2 separate regions of the Homo sapiens genome follow, and region 2 is linked to region 1. Evidence: read pairs that join two places in POLR2A ChIA-PET (ENCODE). Cell type or tissue: HepG2. All regions are shown on one strand.

Region 1 (4,000 bases):
TTTGTTTTAAAAAGCTCAAGTGATTTTTCATTGTCTCAGACTGCTGCTGTGGAAGGCTGCCTATTGGAAAAAAAAAAACAAAAAACAAGGACAGAATCAAATGGAATATTTCCTAAGGCAGGGAGGAAAGAACAAAGTATTAAAAAGGACAAGAAGTCCCACTGCTGTAACAGAGATAGAGATTCCTGATCAAGAAGCCACATTTTTAGGAAAGTGGGATGTGCCGTTTTATTTTTAAAATGAGATGCAATCAATGACACACGCTGTACAGCATGTATTCTGTGTACTAGCCTCTCCCCTGGTTTCACATTATTTTCCTACCCTTATTTACCCTTTGCCCCAGTTTTCTTACTCTTTGAGAAAATACTGTATCTTTTCATAAGATGTTGGAAATCCTATTTGATACATTGTGAAGTGAAAATAAGTAGAAAATGCTATATTTTGAGCATTAATGATAACTTTCTAAATTTGCTGCAACGGATTATTTTTGGTGACTCTACTTAAAATACCTCAAATCAAATTCCTTACTTGAGTATAAGCATAAATATTCCAGATTTCTGAAATCAAGATTTAAAGAGTTATTCCAGCATACATGTATATACATACACATCCATGTAACTTTCATGAGACATGTATTACAAGCTGTTCGAACTACCGTTCCAGAGGTTCACTGACCAACGAAAATAACCTTAGTAGTGAAGTACAAAACCAAATCCAGAAAGCAGTCCAGGGGTTTAGTCAGATTGCTTCTTCTCACCGAGCAGCGTCATACAGTATGTATTCCTACCCATGCACACTGGTCAAGGGAAGAAAGAAGTGGTCAGTAGTAGGAGGAATGGGCTTAGGTAGTGATATGGTTTGGATTTGTGTCCCTGCCCAAATCTCGTGTCGAACTGTAATCCCCAGCGTTGGAAGTGGGGCCTGGTGGGAGGTGATGGGATCGTGGGGGCAGATTTTCCCCTTGCTGTTCTCATGATAGTGACTGAGTGCTTACGAGATCTGGTTGTTTACAAGTATGTACTGCCTCCTTCGCTCTCTTCCTCTTGCTCCAGCCATGTAAAATGTGCCTCCTTCGTCTTCTCATTCTGCCATGATTGTAAGTTTCCTGAGGTCTCCCCAGCCACGCTTCCTGAACAGCCTGCGGAACGGTGAGCCAACTAAACCTCTTTTCTTTATAAATTACCCAGCCTCAGGTCATTCCTTATAGCAATGCAACAAGGACAAACTAATCCAGGTGGTATGGTCATCATGAGTTAATGTTTGCCTGTTTGCCCCAACTGCTGAAGAGCTGTCTGACAATTAAGACCATCTCTAGTAACTACAGCACGAGCTGAAAGAATTTCACACCTCAAATTCCATAGCCTGACAAGGGGTCACCTTCATTTTTAAAGGGAATATGGCTTGTGAACCGTACTGTCTGGGGTCCGAATCCTGGCTCTAGTATTTCCCAGTTGTGGAGTTTTGGGCAAGCATGCCCTCATCCTCCTGAGCCTCAGCAACGACACTTATCTGACAAGGTAACACAAACATTAACTGTTTCTCCTAGTCCAGGGGCCGGCACCTGGTATGGGCTCAATAAATGGCAGTCATTATTATGAGTAGATAATTATAACAATAATAAAGTGTTAGAAAATTCATGAAAGTACAAGAGGCTTGAAATTTCTATAAACCACTCCCCAAACATGATATAATGTTTACCTACAACCCAGTTTTTCCTTTTGCACCAAATAAAATCCAGCTGTGCAGCTGAGAGGCAATGAAATTGAGAATGATTCTAAATTGTTGTAAATATATTTTCAAAGGATTGTAAATATATTTTCAAAGTTAAATGTAAAATGAGAGCCTGTTTGTAGACAACTGAGTTGGCTTGTGATGACATTTTTTACTAAAGCTGTCAGAGGATCTGAAAGAATTTTGCAAAGTACTGGACATGATGTTCAGCTTCTTTAGAAAGCTGATGAGCACTAAGCAATATGTTGCCTTGTTGTAAATAGCAAATCAGTGTCATGGTCTTTACTCTCCTTCACCAGATTATGTGATCGAATAAGTAACCACATGTTAGGTGGAAACAAATTGTAAAAGGCTTTTAACTAAGCAACGTTTCAATATTTGTTTGTTTTTTTGAGACGGTCTCTCTCTGTCACCCAGGCTGGAGTGCAGTGGTGCGATTATAGCTCACGGCAGCCTTGATCTTCTGGGCTCAAGTGATCCTCCCACCTCAGCCACCCGAAGTGCTGGTATTACAGGCGTGAGCCCCCATGCCCAGCTTCAATATTTCTTTTAAGTGTGGTTTGTTTTTTTCACTGCCAACACATTTTTATCTTAATGTTACCACCCAAGTCAACCAGAAGTCATTTAAGAAATAGCTGGTGTAGAAAATAATTTTGCAAAATGAGAAATCAGTTCAAAGGCTGGATTCCAAACTGGCATGAGCCTGTCCCCAGTGTTGGTGTCTCGTCTCCATGTGGTCTTTTGCCAACTCATCTGCTTTTGCCCCCGACCTGCCCTTGGGCAGAATCCAGTGCAGATCCTCATGCATTTAGGAAGGGTGTCTGAAGGCTTACTCAGCAGCCACCAGTCATCATGTCTTTTCTATTTTCTATTACCACATTCAGTTACAAACAGGTACACAAATATGAAGAGAAATGGAGGGCAAGGGACGTAAGATGGTGCATGTTTCTCCTGCCCTGGTAAAACGTCTTCTCTGGCAATATTATCTCCGTTGGTAGAATGGTTGCCTGTGACAGGAAGAGGTCGTGGGGGTAGGCAGAGCAGGGTAAGGTTTTAAACAAATTCTTTTTTGCAATATTTACTGATTATTTTATTTTTTCTCCATTGAAGAGACTCTTTTTTCTTTTTTTGCTCTATTCAGCCATTTTATGCTTTAACTCTGCAGACAATAACAAAAAATACACTAAACTACATTTAGACAGATGGGAAGAAATGGAGAAAAGAACAATTACTCAAAACACTAAGCTGAAGCTGAGTGTTGTGGCATGCACTCACAGTCCCAGCTACTCAGGCAGGAGGATCGCTTGAGCCCAGGAGTTCAAGGCCGCAGTGAGCCATGATTGCACCACAGCACTCCAGCCTGGGCAACAGAGCAAAACCCTGTCTCAAAAACAAAACAAAACAAAAAACCCCACTAAGTTGATGAAAATGGTCAACTTTTTTTGCCTATGGACATCTACATGCGCCCGCATCATTTGTTGAAAAGATTGACCTTTCCCCATTAAATTGTTTTATCAGTTACACATTAAGTTTCTATGAGAGTAAGAAGAACAATAGGTTTGGAAGAAGGTTTGAAGATACAAGTCAAAGTCTGAAAGAGACTTGTTCTAATGTGGAATAACTCATAAGTTTTTCTGATTAAACTGTTAATTTTCATAGAATTATAGACTCACATGCAGTTGTAAGAAATAATACAGAGAACTCCTGTGGATTCTTTACACAGTTTCCCCAGTGGTAAACTTGGAAAGTTATAGTAGAATATCACAGCCAGGATATTGACACTGATACAAAGTACAGGACAGTTTCACCATCATAAAGATCTTTTGTGTTGCTCTTCTAGATAGCCACACCTACCCCACCCCACCACTGTCCCTGGCCTCCGACAACCACTAATCTGTTTTCCATTCTTTAATTTTGCTACTTCAATAATGTTATATAAATAGGACAATACAGGATACAACCTTTTGCAACTGGCTTTTTTTTTTCCCACTCCATCCCGTTCCCTGGAGATCCATCCAAGTTATGTGTATCAATAGTTTGTTCCTTCTTACACACACTGGGGCCTGTAGGGGTTGGGGAGGGAGAGCATCAGGAAGAATAGCTAATGGATGCTGGGCTTAATACCTAGGTGATGGGATGATCCGTGCAGCAAACCACAATGGCACACGTTTACCTACGTAACAAACCTGCACATATTGCACCTGTATCCCGGAACTTAAAAGTTGAAGAAAAAAAATAGTTTGTTACTTCTTACTGCTGAGTGGTATTC
Region 2 (4,000 bases), 56 kb before region 1:
CAAACTCCGCCTCCTGGGTTCAAGCGATTCTCCTGCCTCAGCCCCCGAGGTAGCTGGGACTACAGTTGTGCACCACGTCACCAGGCTTATTTTTTGTATTTTTAGTAGAGACAGGGTTTCACCATGTTGGCCAGGCTGGTCTCAAACTCCTAATCTCAGGTGATCTGCCTGCCTCAGTCTCCCAAAGTGCTGGGATTACAGGCATTAGCCACCGCGCCCGGCCATTAAGCTGAATCTTTAAGGGTGACTACGAACTGTCCGGGTGACTCTAGTAGGAAGTATTCTAAGCAGAAATACGGGTGAAGGCCTGGAGATCTGAGGAGGTAACTGAGACTTTATCATGGCTGCCATGCAGTGTTCCGGGTGGGGGTCTATGGTAAAGAGTTTGGGTTTCACCCCAAGGGAAGCTGTTGCTGGATTTTGAGCAGGTGAGCAGTATGATAAGCTTTGTATTTTGGATATGCATATCTATATCCATGTAATGCACATGTCTCACCTCATCAGCTTGGTGTGCAAAATAAAGACACCCTTCCTTAATACTCAAGTCATAATGCCCAGGAGCCCCCACCCATTCAAATTGGAGGGAGGATTATATCTCTGAGATTCACTTCTCCAGATATTTCTGAAGATTCGTCTATGAATCAGACCCTTCAGGCTTACCTTGGCTGCCACCTCCCAAAGAACATGAACTTGGCTGTGTCCTTGTAGGCTGACCCCTCCATCGATGACCTGCTTCTGCTGGCTGTGTCCAGGGTGGCCTCCCTGAAGCCACCGGAGCAGAGGCCTGGTATCTTCTCAGAGCAGCAGCCAACCAGGCAGCTGGAGGAAACCCCTGGTCTCTTTTGCAGCCAAGTGAGTGTCTTCAGGACTCTACTTGCTGCCTCTGTATTGGCTGGTGCAGGCCTATTTCACCTCAGTGTCTCCCCAAGAGAAAAGGGGAGACCCTCCTCCCATGTCACATTCAGAAGAGGCCTCCTAGTAACTGGCCTGTAACTGTGACAACTCTGGTGGATCTAGGCACATAAGCAGATAGCCATTCATCAGAAGGCATGACCAAATCATCACGTGGCCATGTCGGGAGAGGCTGTAAGCTCAGCTGCAGGCCCTGTCTGGAAGCAGTGTCCCCCTCTGACCTCAGGAGGGGACACAGCCATCCTCCTGTCCAAAGATCAGTCCCAATTTCTTTCACGGCTGTCCAGGGGGAGAGCTGTTCAGGAGGATAGAGACCATTATTACCCATGCCTCTTACTTGCCATCCACATTTTGGGAGGCTGGCTGCCTGCAGCTGTCAGGGCAGCTCCTTCCCATCACAGGAACCACGTTGAGCCTCCCAAGGCCGGTCCTGGGCCTGCCCCCTCCTCCCTCAGCCCTCAGACTGGCCTAATTCCCTGCCCAGGATTATCCACTTTTCAGAATGAGTGACAATAGAAGCATCCACTTCCTGCAGGGATGCAGTACCTCCCCCATAACCTCACAGCCGACTGACTTTGGCATATTTTGCATGATTTGGTAAATGGTATATATGCATAGAGAAACTTCTGGAGTGTTGTTTTCTCAAATTTTAATAGCAGTGTCTCTGGAACTCAGGAGTTTTTACAATCTTCATTGTACTTTACTATGATATTTGATTTTTTTTCATTATAACTGTGCATCATACTTATAGGAAAATAATTTAAGCCTTGGAATCAGATAGCCTTTGGCAAATCAGATCATCCATTTCCTTATCTATTAAGTGGGAAAAATAATATTTCACAAGGTTATTGAGAAAAAAATCAATGCCATTTTTATTTTCATTCCTCATAACTGACATAATTGCATATATACACATCGTGTGATTATATTGTATACCCTGGTGGGTTTCCTTAAAACAGATTCCATTTTCCCTTTCTCTTTATTTTCCCCTCCCTCCCCTTCTAGTCTGTTCCACTCATGTCATGGCTCCAGGCTGAACCTGGGCCCATGACACAACCCACACAACCATGTTGACAACCTTGAATGCACCTTCCAAGTTTTTTTTTTTTTCCTTTTTTTTTTTTTTTAGACAGAGTCTCTCTGTCACCCTGGCTAGAGTACAGTGGCGCAATCACGGCTCACTGCAGCCTTGATCTATCCAAGCCCAGGTGATCTTCCCACCTCAACTTCCTGAGTAGCTGGAACTACAGGCGTGAACCACGAAGCCCAGCTAATTTTTTAATTGTTTGTAGAGATGAGGGTCTCGCTTTGTTGCCCAGGCTGGTCTCAAACTCCTGGGCCTCAAGTGATCCTCCTGCCTTGGCCTCCCTCTTCCATGTTTTTTTCCATGGTAATTCAATAATAAAAGTATATAGCTATATTCCCACATATAAATGGTTTTTTGATCATTTTAAAAAAGAAATCGGCCAGGTGCAGTGGCTCACAACTGTAATCCCAGCACTTTGGGAGGCTGAGGCAGGTGGATCACCTGAGGTCAGGATTTTGAGATCAGCCTGACCAATATGGTGAAAGCCCATCTCTACTAAAAATACAAAAATTAGCTGGGGCGTGGTGGCAGGTGACGGTAGTCCCAGCTACTCAGGAGGCTGAGGGAGGAGAATTGCTTGAATCCGGGAGGCGGAGGTTGCAGTGAGCTGAGATTGTGCCACTGCACTCCAGCCTCAGTGACAGAGCGAGACTCCATCTCAAAAAAAAAAAAAAAAAGAAATCATATTATACTCAATTCCATGTATCCTATGTATCCTGCTTTTCTCACTCAACAATACTTTTTGTAACTTCATCCTAGTCACGTGGCAAAGCTCTGATTTTAATGGCTGGATTCTGTTTCATAATTTGGAGATATAATTTGTCATCTGTGCCCATGTTATCAATATTCACTTTGTTTCTAGTTTTTGCCACTATGAACAATACTACAACATGTGTGTGCACTTACATACACACACTCACACTCACACACACACTCACACCCACACACACTCACACCCCCCCCCACACTCACACCCACACACACACACTCCTTTGTTATACTGATGATTTTATTTCTTTGTAATAGGCTTTCAGAAATGGGATTTCTGGGGAAAATATAGCCAGTCAACAATATTTCCAGTGTGTGCTAAGCACTAAGTGTCTTTTACATAGTAATTGCTTAATAAAGTGATGTTTGCTATTATTCTTGTTATAAGCTGGGGAGTCATATTTTGAAAAAGTGTAGTCATTTATGGGAGTCCTACTTATTTAAGATACATTTACTTTAAAGACACAGGTTATCTGTAATAACTGAACTAACAACTGTCCTTTCCTTGTTTATACAAAGTCCAAAGGAAATAGGACTGCATTGGAAAACTAAAATAGACATGAAAGTTTGCCTCCTCATTTCCTCCTTGCCATTTCAAATCCATTTCCTCAGTGAGACAGGAACCCAGAAGCTGAAGATTTTGCTCCCATAATTGGAGATTCTTGTTTCGCATTTTTAAAAAAAATTGTTATGAGCTTCTTTGCATATCTGATTTGAAAAACAAAAAGAGAGCTCATTAAAGAGTTTTTCTATTATGGAGAGGCAATAAGGAACCAACTCGTAGCTTTTCAATGAGATGAATGAATAAGTGCCTGTGTCTGCAGCCCCACATCTGCCTTCTCAGGGCAGAAGTTTGCAGGAGAAATCAGGCAATTTCTAGTCTGAAGGTTCTCCTTGTTATATTCAGCTACTCACAATGAGAATTGAGGCTGCAGCTTGTGAAGAGAGGGCAGTTTTGCAAAATGCACATTTGGTGGATTCTGGACATGAGCCATTTGACCAAAACGTCAAAGCATGACAGATTTCTAACTCCGGACTGAAATGGAAGCTTGTGCATTGGCTGAAAGCCAGTCCTGGACTCCTGGACACAGCCGAGAGCCCAGAATGTGAGGGAAATTCTGTGTGAGAAAAGGCATACCCACAGTTTTAATGAGAAGGGAAATTGGAGCTTCCATTTTCCTACTGCCTTGTTCGCTTTTTGTCTGGACACCTTTGAGCCAAAGGAAGCTGGGG

Evidence for each region. Peaks named below come from ENCODE experiments on the same cell type or tissue, not always from the same donor. Only the 100,000 strongest peaks of a DNase experiment are listed, where the experiment ranks them.
Region 2: POLR2A ChIA-PET joins it to region 1 with 8 read pairs; 6 of 35 experiments call an interaction of 5 or more read pairs at or near these places.

The regions. Positions count from the first base shown.
Region 1 is chr2:11,420,119-11,424,118 of GRCh38, forward strand. LOC105373429 (a long non-coding RNA gene) reads left to right here. Exons shown (of 4, transcript XR_001739285.2): 3 at 1,053-1,148; 4 at 1,392-1,919. Among named protein-coding and RNA genes, the nearest start is that of LINC00570, 28 kb to the left of the region's middle. In HepG2, no CTCF peak of the experiment used is centred here; DNase peaks (open chromatin) are centred at 2,173, 3,033 and 3,535; H3K4me3 peaks cover 1,236 bases.
Region 2 is chr2:11,364,438-11,368,437 of GRCh38, forward strand. It overlaps PPIAP60 (peptidylprolyl isomerase A pseudogene 60), which reads left to right. Exons shown (of 4, transcript XM_047446546.1): 3 at 709-852. Among named protein-coding and RNA genes, the nearest start is that of PPIAP60, 15 kb to the left of the region's middle. In HepG2, no CTCF peak of the experiment used is centred here; DNase peaks (open chromatin) are centred at 1,064, 1,388 and 2,054; H3K4me3 peaks cover 1,901 bases.